Regions from separate parts of the Homo sapiens genome. Here regions 1, 2 and 4 are each linked to region 3. The links are chromatin contacts, found by Hi-C or POLR2A ChIA-PET in ENCODE. All regions are on one chromosome and are shown on one strand. Each heading gives the region's core, a stretch centred on a gene start or an enhancer-like site at or near the end of the contact. The rest is flanking DNA. Distances are from core to core; before and after follow the strand shown.

Evidence for each region. A loop is a pair of places that touch in the nucleus more often than their neighbours do. ChIA-PET counts read pairs that join two places held with the same protein, here RNA polymerase II (POLR2A). Pooled maps may share reads with other maps.
Region 1: a loop to region 3 is called in a pooled map, with 9 times the contacts of the local background. The contact joins the promoter of WDTC1-DT here to the promoter of EYA3 in region 3. A Hi-C loop is called at or near these places in 6 of 50 pooled maps.
Region 2: a map of naive thymus-derived CD4-positive, alpha-beta T cell shows a loop between it and region 3 (11-fold over the local background). The contact joins the promoter of TMEM222 here to the promoter of EYA3 in region 3. A Hi-C loop is called at or near these places in 1 of 168 maps with a recorded cell type or tissue (naive thymus-derived CD4-positive, alpha-beta T cell) and 7 of 50 pooled maps. POLR2A ChIA-PET finds 5 or more read pairs at or near these places in 1 of 52 experiments (MCF 10A).
Region 4: a loop to region 3 is called in a pooled map, with 8 times the contacts of the local background. The contact joins the promoter of GMEB1 here to the promoter of EYA3 in region 3. A Hi-C loop is called at or near these places in 6 of 50 pooled maps. POLR2A ChIA-PET finds 5 or more read pairs at or near these places in 3 of 52 experiments (Caco-2, activated B cell and activated T-cell).

What each region holds. Positions count from the first base shown.
Region 1 is chr1:27,232,958-27,238,062 of GRCh38, forward strand. WDTC1-DT (WDTC1 divergent transcript) reads right to left here and starts at 1,472. Exons shown (of 3, transcript XR_947117.2): 1 at 1,305-1,472; 2 at 488-645. WDTC1 (WD and tetratricopeptide repeats 1) reads left to right here and starts at 1,675. Exons shown (of 16, transcript NM_001276252.2): 1 at 1,675-1,994. RefSeq lists silencers at 1,495-1,554, 1,755-1,904, 2,095-2,144, 2,305-2,354.
Region 2 is chr1:27,318,413-27,323,690 of GRCh38, forward strand. It overlaps TMEM222 (transmembrane protein 222), which reads left to right and starts at 3,751. Exons shown (of 6, transcript NM_032125.3): 1 at 3,751-3,979. The coding sequence starts at 3,786. RefSeq lists enhancers at 3,165-3,711, 3,712-4,259, 3,759-4,108, 4,260-4,806.
Region 3 is chr1:28,085,775-28,091,602 of GRCh38, forward strand. It overlaps EYA3 (EYA transcriptional coactivator and phosphatase 3), which reads right to left and starts at 2,836. Exons shown (of 18, transcript NM_001990.4): 1 at 2,750-2,836. RefSeq lists enhancers at 2,436-2,495, 2,706-2,775.
Region 4 is chr1:28,664,652-28,670,057 of GRCh38, forward strand. It overlaps GMEB1 (glucocorticoid modulatory element binding protein 1), which reads left to right and starts at 4,133. Exons shown (of 10, transcript NM_001319674.2): 1 at 4,133-4,188. RefSeq lists silencers at 4,105-4,244, 4,275-4,384, 4,395-4,684 and enhancers at 5,215-5,264, 5,315-5,374.

The DNA of each region.
Region 1 (5,105 bases), core at 222-2,721, 850 kb before region 3:
TTAATTCACTAGTAGCACTTATCTCCCATGGTAAGTATTCAATAAATGTTAGATATTATTCAGTTTAATTAACCCAATGACCCTAACCAAGGTTGCAGCCTGAACCTGGGGAGCTGCAGATAGATGATCTCAAAGCTTTCTTCTAGTCCCAAAGTCTATGATTTTTTATATTCAGTAGAACAGCTGTGGTGGAGAGTTCAGGGGGAATGACCCACAATATTTTTAGGAGAAAGGCATAAAAGGCTTTGTGAGCGGTTTCACAAGGATAGGTTCTTACTCCTCTAAATGGGGAGAAATCTCCCTTGCGGAGAAATCACCAGCAATTAGAATACTACCTTTGTCTCTGGGAGTATTCAGGTATTCACAGACAAATTCGTACTCATGATGTGAGCAGAATTGGAAAAAAAAAAAAAAAAAAAAAAAAAAAACAAGCGACACATGGAGTGATAAACACTATAAATGCCAAATACATATATTCAGTCCTTACTGAGAGCGGGTGCTGTCTGGTTTTCACAGGAAAGACAGGCAGTGTTAAAAGGCTCAGACTCTGGTGTCAGGCAGATCTGGGTCTAATTCCCAATTTGCCAACTTATCAGGACCCCGGGGGCAAGTTGCTTTTAGCCTTTCTGCTTCAGCTTTCCTTTTCTGCAAAACACAGACAGCAATAGTACCTAGCTAAGAGACTGTACCCAATCCAGTGCGAATAAAAGTGAATTATTGTTAGTATCTGACAAATGGCACCCTATGGGTGACAAGTTTCCTTTGTCAGAAGGTGACACGTCTTCCCTTTCTGACTTGAGGTTTCACGGGTGGGGCCTGGTCTCTGCCTTAAGAAGATAGGCTTAGTGCCACCCTTGTCACCTTGGGAACTTCCTTAATAAAGAGGAGGGTCTCTCCTCCATCAGACCCGGGACTCCACAAGGCTGGAACTGCGTCTCTTCCTCAGAGGTGGGAGCAGCAGTGACTCCGCTAGGGTCAGATGGACCTAGTCGCTCCCATCACCCCGAGGGCACCCAGAGTGTGTGTGGCTGACTCCTCTCCAGGCTACTCAGCGTAGGCCCGATTCTCTTTCATTCTCTTCCTTAAGGCCCAGGAGACGTCAGTGAGGACTGTGCCACTTCAGCAGCCCCCCAGAGCAGGAAGGAGTGGGCTGAGGAGCCCCCCGGGGCCCTAGCCTGAGAGGTCCCAGAATTCGGGGGCTGAGAGGAAGTCTTAGGAGCTCTTAAGGGGCTGTGAGGGGACCTGGGGTTCAGTGGGCGAGCGTGTGGGCGGGTGTCCCAGAAGCGGTGTGAGGAGCGTTTTACCCGGTGGTGGGGTGGGAGGTGCGTCCGGGTAACTAATGGCAACCGGGCGGGGTGAGCCCGCTCTGCAGGAACTCCTCGACGGCGAAAAACTACGACTCCCAGGGTGCCCCAGGGCTTAGCCCAGCTTTCCCGCCCGCCCACTGGCTGCCGGTCCCGCAAGCGGCGAAGCCCATTGGCCACGGCGGTGCGGGGCTCCCCCACTAGCAGGTTAGTGGGCGCCGCCGGCAGCAGACGTTGACCGGGCGCGGGGGGGTAAGTGGGGGGGCCCGGCTAGCCATTCTGGAAGCGGCCGGGCGCAGTCTTCGTAGCGTACCCGCCGGCTGCGAGGCGCAGGGCGGAGGCGGAGACTGCGTGGCGCAGGCGCGTTGCTGGGCTTCTCCTGGGTCCCCAGACAGCTGGAGGAGATAAACAGAGGAGGAGGAGGGAGGGGAGTGCGTGTGTGAGAGCGCGCGAGGGAGTGTGAGTGTGTGTGAGCGCGGGTGTGAGGCGGTGCGCAGGGGCGGGCGGAGGCGCTGTCCGGCCCCGGCCAGGCGCCGGGCGGGGAGCATGGGAAGGGGCTAGAACTGCTCGAGCCCCCCAGCCCCCTCCCCGGGATCCGCGCCCCCCTTCCCGGGAGAGGGGCCGCCCCCCCCGGACGGACATGGGCTCCTGAAGTTGCGCCGCTGCCGGTCGGGGGAAGAGACCTGACAGGTACGGGTCACCGCCGCCCCCTGCCCTCCGCGGGCGCCGAGGCGGGGACCGGCTCCCGCAGCCCCGGTGAACGGGCCGCCCGCTCTGGGCCGGCTCCAGCCCTGCCGGCCTGGGGGCCTGAGCCTACCCGCCTCGGGGCCCCGGGTGTCCCGAGAGGGGCCAGGCCTCGCCGGGGCGGAGGGCAGAGTGGTCCGGGGGCGGGGTGGGGGCGGAGGGTTTGGTCGGGACGCGGGGGGAGGCTGTGGGAGTCCGGGGAGGCTCTGCGGAGGGAGAGGTGGAAGTCATTCCATCATGGGACTTTTTTGCGGAGTTTTTGTTTGACATCTGATCTGGCGCCGGAGTCAGGAAGAAGGGGCAGGTGTAAGTGCTGGGAGGGCAACGCCGACCTGACCTGCCCTCTTAGCTTCTCGCTCTCTCTCTTTCTGTTTTTCTCTCTCTCTTTCTGTGTGTGTGTGTGTGTGTGTGTGTGTGTGTGTGTGTGTGTGTCCACAGCAGATGCCTTCAGTGGCCCATCCTGGCACCAAACAACTCTGCCAAGGTGTTTCCACCAGGCGACTGTAGCACCCCGTATACAAAGGGCCTCTGCTTGGGAACGGGCTATTCAGTACCCACTTCAAAGGGTAAATAGGAAGTGAGGAGATAGAAGAGAGACTGCGAACCAGCAGGATCCACTTCTTGGACTGAAAGCCGCAGTGGGACGCCCCTTTGCCAGATTGGTTGACTTTGCTTGGTGGCTTGGGCTCTCTCTCCTCTGCGGGTGTACTCCCAGGGTTTCTAGAGGAGAGGTACAGGGGCCTGTAACTAATGTCTTAATAGCCGAATTTGACTGTTTTCCCCAGAGTTCTTTTCTTCTGTGACTTTCTTTAACCTCCTGAAGTACTGGTAGAGCAACGTTATAGTTTTTCTCTCAAGTTGGTGATTTTAGGAGCCTGGTAGGGTGGCTGAAGCTTCCCCATTCATTCCAAGGATGGGGTAGATGATCTGGGTAAAGTGGCAGTGAAGTCTTCCCTTTCTAACAAAGCCTGAAACCGTTTTGAGAAGAAACTATTTTGAGGGCAGCTTCTGACTCAAAGACGTTACGAAATCCCCACCTAGGACACCGGTATGCCCAGTGGTCCCTACTAAGCTTTTCTGTGTCTTTTAGAGTCGTTGAGTGGCCAGCTTCTGCTCACTGTACTGAAGGAACTACTTAATGCTATTTCTGTCTTGAGTTCTGGCTTATTCTTCCTTGTGATTCTTATATCTTTAGCGGGATTGAATTGAATTTTTGCTGTTGAGTGTAATAGCCAGATCCTCTGTAACAGACCAGGGAGTAACTAGTTGGGCTCCTTTGGGCCAAGTCTGAGACTTACTGAGGTTTCTTCATTGTAGGTTGTTGTATTTCGTTGGCAGGTGGGAAATGACCTTTTCCGTCATAGTTTGTGATCATGCTGCTTTAAGGCTGGAGTCCTGCTCTCCTTTCCTTTTTTGACCTATATGGGAGCACTTCTGTTCGAGTCTTATCTCAATTTGAAGGAACAGTGCTTTTGGATCAACTCTGCCGAATAATTGAGCAGTAGCCCATATTTCTGCCTGGGACACCTTCATTGAGGGTCACGAGGGAAAGAGAGAACACGTGTAAATATTATGATGATGATGTTAACAACTATTTACCAGTTTCATACAATTGACAGTTTTTTTTAGCCGGGAGGAGTTCAGTATTGACTCATTGGGCATCTTATGTAGGGTGTTTTTGCACACCTAGACTTTAGGATCTGGAAAGACAACTGAAAATCTTGAAGCCCACTGCCAAACATTTGTGGATCTTGGGCCAACTGCTAAGGAAGATCTAGACTATGACTTGGTCTTTAATTATTTTTATTTTTTTCTCCTTTATGTATGTATGTATTTATTTATTTATTTTTTGAGATGGAGTCTTGCTCTGTTGCCCAGGCTGAAGTGCAGTGGCGCGATCTCAGCTCACTGCAACCTCAGCCTCCTGGGTTCAAGCAATTCTCTGCTTCAGCCTCCCAAGTAGCTGGGATTGCAGGTGCCTGCCACCATGCCCAGCTAATTTTTGTATTTTTAGTAGAGATGGGGTTTCACCATCTTGGCCAGGCTGGTCTTGAACTCCTGACCTCGTGATCCACCGACCTCGGCCTCCCAGAGTGCTGGGATTACAGGTGTGAGCCACCGCACCTGGCCTCTCCTTTTATTTTTATTTTTTTGAGATGGGGTCTCACTCTGTTGCCTGGGCTGGTCTCAAACTCCTGAGCTCAAGGGATTCTCGTACCTCTGCCTTCCTAGTAGCTGGGACTACAGACACGGCCTCCGTGACCACTCTCTTCTCTCTTTTTAAAAATTAAGGAATGTTGCTGACATGTGCAGTTCTGAGTCTCAGAGAGGAAGTCAAACAGAACATGTAATCTGGTGATACTTGTGTTTTCTTTGGGTCACTGGTTTAGTTATCTATTCTGTTTCCTTTCTTCTTTCCACCTCACCTTTCCAGATGCTCCACTGTATCTTTAGGCTGCCATTGCAGATTGCTGGGCCCACAAAACCCTTAGGTTGTACTTTCTTAGCTGTCATCTCTTGAAAAGCCAAAGTTCTGGCAGTTGCTATTAGAAACCAGTTCCTGGCTGAGCGCGGTGGCTCACGCCTGTAATCCCAGCACTTTGGGAGGCTGAGGTGGGCAGATCACGAGGTCAGGAGATTGAGACCATCCTGGCTAACACGGTGAAACCCCATCTCTACTAAAAATACAAAAAAAATTAGCCGGGCATGGTGGCACGCGCCTGTAGTCCCAGCTACTCAGGAGGGATTTTCCTACTAAGGCAGGAAAATCGCTTGAACCCAGGAGGTGGAGGTTGCGGTGAGCTGTGATCGTGCCATTGCACTCCAGCCTGGGCAACAAAAGTGAAACTCCATCTCAAAAAAAAAAAAAAGAAAAGAAAAGAAAAAAAAGAAAGAAGCCAGTTCCTTGGTGTAGTTAATTTACTTTGAGAGGTATTTGCCAGTTGGGATATGTCCTAAAAAGTGACTGACATTTTATTCAGGGCCTGGTATATCTTGAGCTCAGTGCTAGCTAGTATTTTTACTTTATCCAGTGTAACCTTCATGACTGTCCTGTGA
Region 2 (5,278 bases), core at 2,501-5,000, 770 kb before region 3:
AGCCAACACACAGGGTATGAAGTGCAGGACTTGTTCTGTGAAGGGCAAACAGGCCAGTGAGGCTAACTCCAGGCAAGTCCCGAAGGAGACTGTGAGAAATGAGGCTGGAAGGAAAATTTGAGGGCATCATGAGGGGCCTTGAATGCCAGGAGCGAGATATCCTGAAAGAGGAGATTTGTGAGTCCTGGGGACTTATACATGGGGCCAATTGAGGGGGTGCGCTGACTCCCACCAAGAGAGGAAATGCCCCAAGCTCACCCTTCAAACAAGCAGCATCTTACCCTCAAAGGTTTCCCAGCTTGACAGTTTCAGCTCTGGCATCCTTCCCTCCCCCAGCCAAACCCATAAGTGGATCCAGATGGTCATTCCTATTTTAGGTTGGGGTGTGTGTTGGGGGAGGGATAGCTCTGAAACCTATCAATCCTGTCCCAAGCTCAGCCATAACAGGAGCTTCCTCCAGGACCCTGCTGTGATCCTGTGAGCCTGGAAGGAAATATTAGTCTTTGATGGAGATTTCCCATCTGTTTATGGGTGATAAGGAAGCAACAGCAGAGGAGTCCAGGGCACAGGCCAGAGAGACTCTTACAATTGGGTGAGAGAACCAAGGTGTATATGTGAGAAGGAGTGTTCTGCAGGGATGAATCCATTATTTAAAAAAAAAAAAAAAAAAAAAAGGCCGGGCACGGTGGCTTATGCCTGTAATCCCAGCACTTTGGGAGGCTGACGCAGGTGGATCACAAGGTCAAAAGATCAAGACCATCCTGGCCAAACATGGTGAAACCCCATCTCTGCTAAAAATACAAAAATTAGCTGGGTGTGGTGTTGCGCACCTGTAGTCCCAGCTACTCGGGGAGGCTGAGGCAGGAGAATTGCTTGAACCCAGGAGGCAAAGGTTGCAGTGAACCAAGATTGTGCCACTGCACTCCAGCCTGGTGACAGAGTGAGACTCTGTCTCAAAAAAAAAAAAAAAAAAAAAAAAAAATCTTGTGGATGGGTTGTGGTGCGGGGCAAGCCTGTGGGACAGGCACCAGAGGATCTGGCTTCTACCTCCAGGTACCCGGCCCTCCTCATGCCACGTTTCTGCAGCTGCCTAGGCCAAGGGTAGGATGACGTGGACCTTAGGAAAGGAGCCAGGGCTCTGTGGTCTGATCCTCTGCCTGAGCACTGTTCCCACCAACCCAAGCCCATTGAAAAGGTTTGGGACACCAAGAGGTAGCAGGTTCCTGCGTTTAGACTGTAACCAGCACGTGATACCAAGCCTGTAAGTATTTGCCTTTCATTCAATTTAACAAATATTGATTAAACAAATACCATGCACTAGGCACTATACTGGGCATTGGGTATACACACGTTAGCAAGACAAATAGAGTTTCCAGTCAAGTGGGGGAGGCAAATAGTACATAGCTACAAAGAAGCTATGAAGAAAAAGAACAGGAGATTAATGGGGGCTTTCTCATTTAGATTGGGAGACCAGGGATGGGCTGAGAAAGTAATATTTGATCTGAGACTGGAAGAATGAAAGTTAGCCGCTTTAAGTAGATAGGAGTAGTATTTCAGGCAGAGGGGAACAGTGTGTGCCAAGTCCCTGGAATATGAAGGAGTGCATGAGAGGAACTGAAAGAAAAGGCCAGGATGGCTGTAGTATAGTAAATAAGGAAGGGGCATGGGTCCAGATGGTGCAGGGCTTTGTGAGCCATAGTAAGATATTTGTGTTTCATACGAAGTGCAACGGGAAGCCATTGAAGTTTGGCAGATTAAATGTGGTACGTGTATTAGTACTACCAAACTTGTGGCAGGCCCTGAGAGACTTACTTTGGTTGTTTATTCATCAATACCTACAATAAATGTTTAAAGGGTACCCAGCAACCCTGTGCTAGAATTATGGGCTGACAGTCATGGTAGGGAGATGTCTAAGGCACAGACCTTCCTCACAGCCTGTGGTCCAGAAGAGATTAGATAACTACAGTGATTGAATCAAGAAGTCATGTAATTTATTCTCAACAACTGTAAACTACACACCTAATCTATTCCAAACCCTGTGCTGGATGCTGGTTGTTGCCCTTCAAGGATCACACACTGCACAGGGGTCAAGGAGAGGTACAAACGTGCTCAAAGAATTTGGAGTGGGTTAGAATCATTTTCTAACCCACTGTAATCATTATCATGCCTGCGAATCTCTGAGGTCTTTATAAAACATCCATTTATTCAATCACCTAATAAATCAGTAAACATCTAGTGGGCATATGCTTTGCACCAGGAACTGTGCCAGCTACTGAAGTCAAGGACCTTAGAGTTCTATAGCAGAGACAGACATCCCCCACAAAAAAACATGAAAATATTAGGTGCTACAAACAGGACAGCAAGCTCTCCATAGATCAGCATTGAGGGAGGGTAATTCAGTGGAAGAAGGACCTTCCCCAAATGGGAAGCTCCTAACTTCCTGAGTGCATTTGTCCATACCTTCCTTTACCTGATTACTCTTTTTATTCTTTTTTTTTTTTCTTTAAGGCTGATTTTTAGTGGCAGCCTTCCTTCTGACTTTGGGCTGTCCCCAACTTCCCCTCCCCACCCCAGTAGACCCCAGTAGACTTCATTTTCTTTGTCTTGACATCCTTTAAAAAGCCAAAAGTCTCCAACATTTGAGCCTGGCTTCTCTCTAATTATGGTTGTGTGTGATCTCAAACAATTAACTTCCCTGAGCCCGTTTTCCCATTTGTACAATGAAGGGATTGGATCACATCTAAGGCTTATGATTTACTCCAGTAAGTATTCACACTCTTGCACACACTGCTCTGCACGGCCTTCCTTTCTTTGTACCGCTGCACTCATACTTCCACTCCTGTGCCACATGGCAAACATCAAGACTCAACTCAATAATATCCTATCTTCCAGCAAGTCTTCCCTGTATATACAATAAAACACACACACACACACACGTGCGCACACACAACTGTGTGTGTCTTCCTTTATGCTACCACTACCTCGTGAGAGGGCCACAGAATGAAAAGGGCAAGGGAGGTATAAGACTTGGGTTTGGGCCAGGCGCGGTGGCTCACGCCTGTAATCCCAGCACTTTGGGAGGCCAAGGCGGGCGGATCACAGGGTCAGGAGTTTGAGACCATCCTGGCTAACATGGTGAAACGCCACCTCTACTAAAAATACAAAAATTAGCCGGGCGTGGTGGCACGCGCCTGTTATCCCAGCTACTCGGGAGGCCGAGGCAGGATCGCCTGAACCTGGGAGGTGGAGGTTGCAGTGAGCCGAGATTGTGCCATTGCCCTCCAGCCTGGGCAACAAGAGAAAAAATTCCGCCTCAGAAAAAAAAAAAAAAAAAAAGACTTGGGTTTGCATCGTGGTCTCTCACCTTTTGAACCTCAGTTTCTCACCTGTAACAGGAGGGAATACCTAATTTGGATGTCTAATTAGTTTATGGGGATTAGAAACAATTCATGTCAAGTGCTTGGCACCTAAGAAGTGCTCAATAAATAGCGACTGTACCACACCTCCTAGGAGCCCTCAGCGTACTGAATTAGAGTTCTCTATAAGTCTCCGGCGCTAGACTGCGAACTGCCTGAGAGCATCCCTTCTGCAGCCGCGGGGCATAAGCGGCAAAGACTCGGGGCTGGCAGGCGCATAGGGAGTGGGGCGGGGCTGGCCGGGCCCAGAGGAACGCGGCTCGGATTCCCGGGGGAAGGCCAAGCGGGGCGGACCCCATCTCCGGGAAGTGACGCCATGGGGACGAGCGGCACCAGAGCCGGGGCCAGTCGGAGCGGGGCGCGCGCCGCATGGCGGAAGCGGAAGGGAGTTCTCTGCTCTTGTTGCCGCCGCCGCCACCCCCGCCCAGGATGGCGGAAGTGGAGGCGCCGACGGCGGCCGAGACGGACATGAAGCAATATCAAGGCTCCGGCGGCGTCGCCATGGATGTGGAACGGAGTCGCTTCCCCTACTGCGTGGTGTGGACGCCCATCCCGGTGCTCACGTGAGTCTCTTCCGGCATCCGCCTGGGGACGAGGAGGGCCCAGGGAGAGCCGGAGTCGGGCCGGGCTAGCCTCCGGCCCCAACGCGCAGCAAGCCTTTTCCTCGGGTCTGGCCCGCACGCCTCGCCCAGTCACCAGAACCCCGCCATCCATGTAGTGCCAGTTTGTGCACACGGCTGGGACACGCTCCCTGCTCTCAATACACCTGGTGTAGCCAGGGAGAGAGTTGTAGGCCAGCAGGAAAGGGCAAGTGGCTGGGAGACTCGAGCTGTGAGTGTGTAGAAGAGGGAGCCCCTTATCGGATCTGAGGAGACATTTTTATTAATTCACTGGTTTATTCTCTCATTGAGCAAATGCTTACTGGTCGCTTACCATATTCCAGACATACTGCTGGGTCTGGGAGCAAGAGTGGGAGTTTGGTTGGGACCACACGAGATCCTGGGATGTCAACATTGGAAGGGCCCCCAGAGATCTGAGAGTCCAACCCTTTGTCTCACGTGCCATCTCAGTTGCAAACTGGGTTTAGATCCCAGGTTGTCTGCCTCCCAGACCAAAGTTCTTTCTGTAACATCAGCCTTTGTCAGGGGAGAAGCAGGTGCTCTGGTACTACTTGGCGCCTTTTGGGAGGAGCTCTCATATGGGGAGAGGTGGTTTGCCCTCCTGCTTCAACCTTGACAGCTGATAAACGTAACCCCTCCTCACCGTGCTGGATAGTTTGCCAAGCTCTTAAACACCCATTTTATCAGAATTAAACATCCATTTTCTAAGGTAGGTTATCTTCTCAGATGGTGAAGCTGAGCTGCTTGTAGCATTAAGTGTCTTGATCAGGTTCGCACCCCAATAAGCAAAGGCATGAAGAGCTCAGTCTTCTGATCTAACTTGCTCTTTGCACTACATCTTATCCACTCTCACCTGATGGGATAGCTTGTTCCGCTATCAATAACAGCCAGTGGTGATGTGGAGAAGGGATCATTTGGGGCCTTAGGTGTTGCTGATTCTAAAAAGATCGTAGTTTTTGAATTATGTTAAAATACTTGAATTATTTTGTGTTTTCAAGTACTTATGCATATAAGAGCATCCAAATCTGTTCTTTAAAAATAAAATATTGGGACAGGCGCGGTGGCTCATGCCTGTAATCCCAGCACTCTGGGAGGCAGTGGAGGGTGGATCGGTAGGTAGTTCGAGACCAACCTGGCCATCGTGGCGAAACCCGTCTCTACTAAAAATACAAAAATTAGCTGGGCATAGTGGCACGTGCCTGTAATCCCAGCTACTCTGGAAGCTGAGGCAGGAGAATCGCC
Region 3 (5,828 bases), core at 1,586-4,085:
TTGTTTGTTTGTTTTGGTTTGGCAGCTAGGTGGAGGGTCAGGCTTGAAGATCAGCAGCATGGAACACAACTGCTCCAATGACTACACAGGATGCTCATTTCATTTAATGGCTTCAATGCAGAATATACAGGCCAAAGTCATTTTAGAAGAACAAAAGACTCCTAAAACTTTTCAACTTCTACTTCTGCACAAAACAGTTTCTTTCTCTAGTCACTCTTTGAAGGCAAAATGACTTCGGCTTTGGATTTTAAAATCCATGTCACAGATTTCTTATCCTAATAGTCTCATTCATATATGACATATACTGAAATGACCCACTAAATACTATATTGTGCTTTCCAGCCTACAGCTTTAATGGAATTAACACTCGCTACTCTTGAGAGCATGTATAGGACTTCTTGACTTAAAAAAAAATGACCTTGGAAATTAACTGTTTAAGTTGTAATTTCTTTTTTTTTTTTAAGAGAGTCTCACTCTGTTGCCTTGTGGAGCGCAGTGATGTGATCACAGCTCACTGTAACCTCAAAATCTTGGGCTCAAGCAATCCTCCAACCTCAACCTCCTGAGTAGTTGGGACTACAGGCGCACACCACTACACCAAGCTAATTTTGTCTATGTTGCCCAGGTTGGTCTCGAACTCCTGGCCAATCCTCTGGCCTTGGCCTTCCAAAGTGCTGGGGATTATAGGTGTGAACCACCATGCCAGACCTAAACCCTAATTTCTTTATGTTTTGTAAATAAGAGTGCCACTTCTTACTAGTGACAATGGTATATAATCTTTATAACTAGATTTTATTATTTTCTATTGTTTTGAAGACAGAGTGATTTCCCATCATTTTTGGGGTTTAATGTTCTTATCTTAATCTGCATTAATTAAGCTGGCATTCCCATGGCTTAAATGAAGCCCACAAACCTGAAGGTAAGGAAGCAGCTGGAGTAAGCCATACACATTGGGGTTTGTTTTGAAGGATGGAAAATAGGCCAGGTTGGACAGAAGCTAGAGCTAGGTAGTGGGGAGGAGGTACACATAAGAAACTTTCAAAGAGGCTTCACTTAGCAGTTAGATAAGTCCTGAAAGCCAATCAGAAGGGTCCTTCTCCGTGGCTTCTAGGACTAACATGGCCAAGCTCCAAAGTCCTTTGCTAAAAACAGCTGAAGAGAGCCCAATTTTGGAATAAGCCAAGGACTATACACTCTTATATGTATATGTATCATATAATGAAGATTTTTCTATAGCTAATTAGCCAAAAGATAAGCAGGTGCTCAAAGCTGTATTTAAGTTCATACTGAAGTACTACATTTTAAAGCACAATTTATAGATTACAGAAACTGATGACACAAAAACCGCTGCAATCAAGTGCTAGATATACACTATAAACATCGGGAAAAAATAAAGATTACCCAAGCCTATACTCTAGATCACAAAATTTGGGAAAGGGAGCACTAACCATTATTAAATGCAATTCCTTCATGTTATAAATGACTTTAAACCTCTAGGGAAATTTAAGAAAGGTGCCCTAAATCTCAAAATGAGAAAATGATAGTTTTACTACAAAGGTGGAAATGGTAAGGAAAAAAAAATACAAAAGTTAGAAGAATATTCTAAGTAATGTACTTCTAAGTAATGTAATTCTAAGTAAAGTCTGGCTAATGAAGGAAGAGGAAGACAAATAGAAAACTTAATACAGTAAAAATGAAAAAATGCATATGTGCATACTAAGTTTAAAGATTACTTTGAAATTACTATAGTGAACTCTTCAGCAGACCACTTTTCGGAAACAACACAATAAATTCATAAATCTGGGGCTAATGATCTCTCCACAAATTCTGTCCTCTATCATCACAAGTGTCCTGTAAGAAGCGTCCATGCCGAAAACAGAGCTGAACGTCCCAAAATATTGGCGTTTTTGCCTCAGCTGTGCACATCCATTCTCATGGGAACACAAAACTGACAGAACTTCTTCATGACTTGTCAATTAACAAGATCGCGCCAGCCCAACTGCTAGCAGTACCGTGTGCCTGCCACCTGTTAGCTGCTCTTGAGAGAGCCCCAAAACTGAGGTAAAGCGAAGAACTAGGAACGCCTTTGTTGTACCCTAACTATGGAAGCTACCAGAGTTCAGTCTAACCCGGCGCCTTAAGGCAAAACTTCCCCCAGGCTGGGGAAGTCTTCCCATTTCGGGGCTTTGGCAAAGCTCTCCTCTAGCTAAGGACAGGCAGAAGAACCCCAGGAGAAGCACTGTCACCTACTGGTCCCAGGAGGAAGGATCAAAGCTGAAGAAAGTTGGGGGACAAGGAACTAGGACCCTAGGGAGAGGCTCAGTTTCTCGTGGTGAAGAGTGAGCACAATGAGAAGCTGGGCCGTCTCGCTAGGTGAAAGAACGCTGAGATCCCAGATCAGGGGTAGGGGAAAAGAGGTTCTAAAAGAAGGGAGGAGGAGAAAAAAGGAGAGGCAGTGGCTGAGAGAAGCGCTGAGGCGTAAGGCAAGAAACCGAGGTTGGAAAAGGACTGATGAGGCTGAGGAAAAACAGCGAGGCGACAGAGGCACGGAAGCGCGAGAAGGCTAAGCTGAGGTGAATAAGGCGAGGCCAGCGTGAAGGAAAGGGCTGAGGTGAGTGAAGCACTGCAGTGACAAGGGACAGGCGAAGAGACTCCCACCCACAAGGACCGAGGCAGAACTCTAGACCCATCCCCCTTCACGCTGTGCTCGCCCGGCTGCGCTCAGACCCTGTTGGCAGCTGAGACTCACCCAAAGGCTGTAAAAGCCCCACAACAGGACATGGAGATCAGTCCAGACCCACAGTAGAACCAATCGAGCGGAGGAAACCGCGGCGTTAGCGTGACCCGGATGCGCATCGCTAGGAACCGGAAGTAAGCGGCCAGAGTCACCTCACAATCCACACCTCGTTCCACTAGAAACCTCTGGGCGCATGTGTTGAGTCTGACCGGGCGGGGAAGCTTTTAGGCTCCGCCCACTCCGCCGGCCCGGCGAGCCACGCCCATGGCCACGCCCCTCTTAGTGCCTCGGAGACAAGCAGCTTCTGGGTGAGCGCTAGGCAGTCCTGACGGTACTACAGCCTTCACTTTTAAGGAGGTCTTTAAAAATGCGCGTAATCCCTACCTGGCTAAAAGGAACGTAAGAAGTGTTGGGTGCATTTGGTAGATTTAGAAAAACTGGGAAGGAGAATGAGTGGGAAGTTTTGGAAGACATTTGGGAGGCTAGCCCAAGGTGATCTTTTTTTTTTTTTTTTTTTGAGACGGAGTTTCGCTCTTGTTGCCCAGGCTGGAGTGCAATGGCGCGATCTCGGCTCACTGCAACCTCCGCCTCCCGGGTTCAAGCGATCCTCCTGCCTCAGCCTTTCGAGTAGCTGGGATTACAGGCATGTGCCACCACGCCCGGCTAATTTTGTAGTTTTAGTAGAGACGGGGTTTCTCCATGTTGGTCAGGCTGGTCTTGAACTCCCGACCTCAGGTGATCCGCCCGCCTGGGCCTCCCAAAGTGCTGAGATTACAGGCGTGAGCCACCGCGCCCATCCCTTTTTTTTTTTCTTTTTTTGAGACAGAGTCTTGCTCTGTCGCCCAGGCTGGAGTGCAGTGGCGCGATCTCGGCTCACTGCAACCCCCGCCTCCTGGGTTCAAGTGATCCTCCCACCTCAGCCTCCCGAGTAGCTAAGACTACCGGCGCGCACCACCACGCCCGGCTAATTTTTGTATTTTTCGGTAGAGACGGGGTTTCGCCATGTTGCCCAGGCTGGTCTCCAACTCTGGAGCTCGGTTGATCCCTTGGCCTCCCAAAGTGCTGGGATTACAGGCGTGAGCCCCAAGGTGATCTTTTTATCCCCAAATTTAGTTTATTCTTAATATTATATTAGGCTTACAATTCACTTCGTGCACACTGTTTTCGGAAGCAAAATTCTTAAATGTTTCGTTAATTTTAAATTACAACCCAAGTATGGGCTAGAAGCAAGGTTGAATTCAGGCTTTGTGGAGACTTGACGTTTATTCAATTTGGGGGCCCTCTTTAAAATAATCAAGGCCAGGCACAGTGGCTCATGCCTGAAATCCTAGCACTTTGGGACGCCGAGGTCGACCGGTTGCTTGAGCCCCGGAGTTGGAGATCACCTGGGCAACAAAATTAGACCCTGTCTCTACAAAACAAACAAAGCAAAACAACAACAAAAAAAACCCAGAAAAATTAGCCAGGTGTGGTGGCACGCACCTAACTGAGCCCAGGAGGTAGAGGCTGCGGTGAGTTATGATTATGCCACTGCACTCCAGCCTGGGCAACAGAGCGAGACTGTCTAAAAAAAAAAAAAATCCAAAATTACAAATACAATATTAGATATAAAAGTGAACCTTTTATAATGAGAAAAATTACAAACATTTTTATTAGCTCACAAATACCACGAATAACAAAATCCAGAAAAAAAACTATTTTTTCTACATTTTTTGACTGTATATTTGATCACCTCTTCCGATGACAACAATGTACTAAGCAACATCATTTACTAAGATCCTTAACTCCTCTCTCATATCCCACATGTACTCCATCAGCAAGTTCTGCAAGATTTGCCTTCAAAATCTGTCCAGAACCTGACCATTTACTGCCTCCGTTGGTATAAACCAGTCAGTCAGTGACTGTGAGTGCCCTATTTATACTCTTGCCTTCCCACAATCTTTTTTTTTTTTTTTTTTTCAGACAGAGCCTCCCTCTGTCACCCAGGCTGGAGTGTACTGGCCTGATCTTGGCTCAGTGCAACCTCTGCCTCCTGGGTTCTCCTGCCTCAGCCTCCTGAATAGCTGGGATTACAGGGGCCCGCCAGCACGCGCGGCTAATTGTTATATTTTTAGTAGAGACGGGGTTTTGCCATGTTGGCCAGACTGGTCTTGAACTCCTGGCCTCAAGTGATCCACCCGCCTCAGCCTCCCAAAGTGCTGGGATTACAGGTGTGAGCCTCCACGCCCGGCCCCCACAATCTATTAATATAGTAGCAATGGGCTCCTGTTAAAACCCTAATTAGATCATATCCTTCCTCCAATGCATTCCTATTTCAGAGTAAAAACCAAAATCCTTACATTGGTCTACAGGACCCTCAAGATTTGACACCTCCAGTACAGCTCTGCTCTAACCTCAACTCCTACTCCTTCTGTCATCCTTCCCCTTAAAGCACATTGGCCTCTGCCATTCCTCAAAACTACAGGTAGGCCCAGGGCCTTTGTGCTTTTTAATCCATCTGCCTGGAGTGCTCTTCCCCCAGATACCTGCATCATTCATCCGCTCACCTCATTTACATCTTTATTCACATGTCACTTTCTCAATGAGATCTTCCCTGACACTACATTAAAAATTGGAACACTACCATCCTCTTTGTACTTTCCCATCCAACAAGTTGCTTGTAAATTTGGCTTAGTGTCTCTCTCCCCCTGCCAGAATGTAAGTTCCATGAGTCCATGGATGTTTGTCCGATTTGTTCACGGATGTTTTTTCAGCACCAGAATGGAGCCTGGCACACTGTAGGCACTCAGTAAATGTTTGTTGAATGAAGGGCTAAATTGCTCATTTACTTTGGTTTTCCTGATCTGAAACCCTGCAAACTGAGCCACCACCTCCACCAGAGGGAGCCCATGAGTAATCAATGCAATAGCTCCAGAAAAGTTATGCCTAAAGCATTTACATACATATACACTCTGTTTAAGGACAGGAATATGTTCTGAGAAATCCCTCGTTAGGTAGTTTCATCATTGTGCGAACATCGTAAAATGGACTTATACACACCTAAGCTATATGGTATAACCTATTGCTCCTAGGCTATAAATCTGTATAGCAT
Region 4 (5,406 bases), core at 2,883-5,382, 580 kb after region 3:
GCAAAGGAGGCAGCTGAAGATCCAGAGGAAGAGGGTGCCTGGCCTGGCGAAACAGGGAAAGGCTGTGAAATCCATGTGTTGGAGGAACTTTAGGAAGGCCAGTGTGGCTGGACTAGAGAGACAGAAAGAAGGCAAGTCAAGGCCAGGCGCAGTGGCTCACATCCGTAATCCCAGCACTTTGGGAAGCTGAGGTGGAGTTCGAGACCAGCCTGGCCAACGTGGTGAAACCCCATCTCTACTAAAAATATAAAAATTAGCCAGGTGTGGTGGCATGTGCCTGTAGTCCCAGCTACTTGGGAGAATGAGGTGGGAGAATCACTTGAACTTGGGAGGCAGAAGTTGCAGTGAGCCGAGATTGCGCCACTGCACTCCAGCCTGGGTGACAGAGTAAGGCTCCGTCTCGAAAAAAAAAAAAGAAAGAAAGAAAGTAAAGAAAGGATCCCAGTGCCAGGTCCTATAGACCATGATGGGGAGTTCACAAGCAATTTTTTTTAAAGGGGATAGGAGGCCACTAAAAGAATTAAGAATGAAGACTCAAAGGCAGCAAGACAGGAAGTAGGGAGACCAATTAGGAGGCACTGGCTGTGACAGAGGCAGATGATGATGATCTGGACCAGTGGGGGTTAGAGAAGAGATGATATTCTAGGGGTCTTTGGGAGGTGACTGAGAGATGAGGGCAACATTCCCTGAGGTGGGGGACACTAGGACAGAAGCAGGTTTGTTGAAGACATCTAAGGTGGGTGGGGAAAGAAACAAATTCAGTTGTGGGCATGTGGAGTATGGAGAGTCGGTGGACAGCCAGAGACACTGTTCCAGGCTGGAGGAGAGACCAGATGATGCTTGAAGTTTTTGTCTTTTAAAAAATCAGTTGCCAGAAGTGGTGGCTCCAGGCAGATCACCGGAGGTTAGGAGTTTGAGACCAACCTGCCCAACACGGTGAAACGACGTCTCTGCTAAAAATACAAAAATTAGCCAGGTGTGGTGGTGGGGACCTGTAATCCCAGCTACTTCCGGGGCTGAGGCAGGAGAATCACTTGAACTCAGGAGTCAGAGGTTGCAGTGAGCCGAGATGGCACCACTGCACTCGAGCCTGAGTGACAAGAGTGAGACTCTGTCTCAAAAAAAAAAAAATATCAGTTATAGGCCAGGAACAGTGGCCTGTAATCCCAGCACTTTGGGAGACCGAGGCGGGTGGGTCACCTAAGGTCATGAGTTTGGGGCCAGCCTGGCCAACATAGTGAAACCCCGTCTCTACCAAAAATACAAAAATTAGTCAGGTGTGGCAGCACATGCCTGTAATCCCTGCTACTCAGGAGGCTGAGGCAGGAGAATCCCTTGAACTCAGAAGGTAGAGGCTGCAGTGAGCTGAGATTGTAGGGCCACTGCACTCCAGCCTGGCGACAGAGCGAGACCCCATCTCAAAAAAAAAAAAAAAAAAATCAGTTATCATCCAGGCACGGTGGCCCACGACTATAATTCCAGCACTTTGGGAGGCCGAGGTGGGTGGATCACTTGAGCTCAGGAATTTGAGACCAGCCTTGGTAACATGGTGAAACCCCAGCTCTATGAAAAATACAAAAAGGAGCTGGGCGTGGTTGTGCAAGCCTATAGTCTCAGCTACTCGGGAAGTCAAGATTGGAGGATCACTTGTGCCCAGGAGGAGACTCTATCCTCCAAAATAACTAAATAAAAATAAATGGCCAGGCACGGTGGCTCACGCCTGTAATGCCAGCACTTTGGGAGACTGAGGCAGGAGGATCACGAGGTCAAGAGATTGAGACCATCCTGGCCAACATGGTGAAACCCTGTCTCTACCAGAAATACAAAAATTGGCTGGGCGCGATGGCTCATGCCTGTAATCCCAGCACTTTGGGAGGCCAAGGCAGCAGATCATGAGGTCAAGAGATCGAGATCATCCTGGCCAACACGGTGAAACCCCGTCTCTACTAAAAATACAAAAAATTAACCAGGCGTGGTGGCTCGTGCTTGTAGTCCCAGCTACTCGGGAGGCTGAGGCAGGAGAATCGCTTTAACCTGGGAGGCAGCCAAGATCGCACCACTGCACAGACCGAGACTCCGTCTCCAAATCAATCAATCAATAAACAAACAATTATGGTGGCTCACACCTGTAATCCCAGCACTTTGGGAGGCCAAGGCAGGAGGATTGCTTGAGCCCAGGAGTTAGAGACCAGAGTGGGCAACATGGTAAAACCCCATTTCTACTAAAAATGTAAAAATTAGCCAGGCATGGTGGTTCCTGCTTGTGGTCCCAGCTACTCCGGGGGCTGAGGCAGGAGGACTGCTTGAGCACTGGAGGCTGGGGCTGCAGTGAGCCGAGATCCCGCCACTGCACTCAGCCTGGGAGATCAACCCAGACCGGTCCCCCCCACCAAAAAAAAGAAAAAAAGAAAGAAAAGAAAAGAAGGGCCGGGCGCGGTGGCTCACGCCTGTAATTCAACACTTTGGGAGGCTGAGGCGGACGGATCACAAGGTCAGGAGATCGAGACCATCCTAGCTAAGACGGTGAAACCCTGTCTCTACTAAAAAATACAAAAAAATTAGCCAGGCGTAGTGGCGGACGCCTGTAGTCCTAGCTACTGAGGAGACTGAGGCAGGAGAATGGTGTGAACCCAGGAGGCGGAGCTTGCAGTGAGCCGAGATTGCGCCACTGCACTCCGGCCTGGGCGACAGAGCAAGACTCCGTCTCAAAAAAAAAAAAAAAGAGAAACTTACTTAGTAGGGTTGCTGTGAGGATTATACAAGACAGAAGCATCTTCACCAAGCCATAGGCCATAGAAAGGTCTTTTTGTTTGTTTGTTTTTTGAGATAGAGTCTCACTCTGTTGCCCAGGCTGGAGTGCAATGGCCTGATCTCGGCTCACTGCAACCTCCGCCTCCCGGGTTCAAGTGATTCTCCTGGCTCAGCCTTCTGAGTAGCTGGGACTAGAGGCGCGTGCCACGACGCCCGGCTAATTTCTGTATTTTTAGTAGAGACGGGGTTTCACCATGTTGCCCAGGCTGGTCTCGAACTCCTGGTCTCAAGTGATCTGTCCGCCTCGGCTTCCCAAAGTGTGGGATTACAGGCGTAAGCCACCACACCTGGCCATAGAAAGGTCTTAATACGGCCGGGCGCGGTGGCTCACGCCTGTAATCCCAGCTCTTTGGGAGGCCCAGGCGGGTGGATCATGAGGTCAGATATTGAGACCATCCTGGCCAACATGGTGAAATCCTGTCTTTACTAAAATACAAAAAAAAAAAAAAATTGCCGGGCGTGGTGTCGCGCGCCTCTAGTGCCAGCTCTTCGGGAGGCTGAGGCCGGAGAATCACTTGAACCCAGGAGGCTGAAGCTGCAGTGAGCCGAGATCGCGCCACTGCACTCCAGCCTGGCCAAAGAGCAAGACTCTGTCTAAAAAAATAAATAAATAAATAAAAAATAAAGGTCTTAATACTTGTTAATTACTATTACTGACCCCAGGAACTCTCTGAAGCACTTTTCATGCAGGTATCACCTTCTTTAGCACTCACATTATGTCTTATCGGAAACAGGTTTAGAGCTGTCAAGAAATTCCTCCAGAGTCGTTTACACTTCCAGCAGGGGAGTCAAGACTTCAACCCAGAAACTCACAAGCAGGAAAAACTTGGCAAACAGGCACGGGTCAGACAATGCTTAGGGCTTGCTCAAGGACTCGTGACCAGTTACTGATCTATGCAGATCTTCTGATTGCAAACTGATAGCTGGATTGTAACTTGAAGGGTCCGATAAGATGTAAACTTCATAAAACAGGATTTGGGGAGGTAAATGGAGTAGAGTCCTCCAGAGGAGTCGAGAAAGCTAGCTTGGCCCTCAATTGTGGTTGAGGTGATTCTTTCATTTAGGGCCTATTTTCCTCATCTATGAGTGCGGGAAGGAGAGTTACTGGGGTCTCTAGCGACCTTTCCAACACTGATTTTCAAGGGCGAAAGAATTCTGCTTAGGTAAGGCCCAAATCCCTTGGCTAAGGTTAATCCTCGGTGGGACCGGCAATAGGGACGCGTCCCCTTTAAGGCGCCAGCTCTCCGGCGGCGGCGGCCGGAAGTGTTGAAGCCCGGCCTGGCGGCGGCGGTGGCGGTAGCTGCCGTGGCGGCCTCTGCGCATGCTCCGTCGCCTGCCCGCCCTGGCCGCTCGCCGCCCGCCCGCCCGACGGAGACGGTGAGGAGGGGGAGGGGTGGGCGCGCGGGCGCGGGGTGGGGTGGGGGCGGGGGGGCGGGCGCGGGGGCCGCGCGGCGGCCGGCGAGGGCGGGCGGGCGCGCAGGGGGCGGGGGGCTGCTGCCTCCGCGGGCGCCTCCCCACGCCCTGTGCGTGCCGCCGCCGCCGCCGGGGAGCGAGCGGACGTCGCGGCGCCGCGGGGGGGTGGGGGGACGCTGCCGCTGGGTCCGCCCGAGCCGCCGGGCCGCCCCCAGCGCAGCCGGCCGCGCCGCCGGGGCTCGGGCCCCAGACCAGGGCGGCGGGAACCGGCGAGTCCACCACTGGGGGGGCCCCGGCGCCCCCGGACCGAGGGGCCCGGAAGTACTCGGCTCAGGGGCCAGGAGGGGCCGGAGTGACTCCGGACTGAGAGGGCCAGGCGCCCAGGACCCCATCGAGGGGTCCGGGGAGCCTGGGGTATCCCCAAAGGCGGGGTCCGGGGAGCACCGGGCCCTTGGATGAGGAGCTGGTTGGAGGCCTGGGTCCTGCCCAGTGGGAGGGGGACGATAGGTGCTGGAAGCCCGGATGCCCGCCTGGGAGGAGACCCTCTCGGAGCCTTGGCGGGAGAGCAAGAGTACAGAGTGGGTTCTTCTGAGGAGAGCAGAGTCCAGCTTATCCCGAGGGGCGCGGTAGAGGCCTCGGCCACTCAGAACAAGGGAAAAAAGGGCAGGTTTTTTCCAAAGGCAGGGAAGGAAGAGGAGCTCTAAGGGGAAGTGAGCAGGCCCAGGTCTCCCCACAGATGAGCGCGTGGTAGGAAGACTCCTAGAGCCTCCTGAAGTACGAAAGAGCAGCGTCCAAACCTGAGGGGATGGAAGGTGTCTAGGTGCCTCTTGATGTCTAGGTGGAGAACAAAGTAACCCGCTCGGTCAGGGGATGGAGAAACCTATCTTTTTGAGAGAAGCAGAGATCGTTGAGGAAAGATGCTTAAGGTGTTCCCGCTTTCTGAAATGACAGGAATTGGCCAGGTGTTATCTAATTGAGGGGCAGGAGAGATGAAGGCAAAATCTCAACCCGAGGGTCTTTGGAGGATGATCCACAAGACAAGAGGGTGAAGTCTTGACCTAGACAGCAGAGCAGGCGCAGCCCTGGATTCTCTCAAGATGAGAGAAATCTCAAAACCACTTCCTAGTAGACACAGATGGGGCCTTGATTGGTGTCTGTTTAGGCCAATCAAGACGGGTTTTA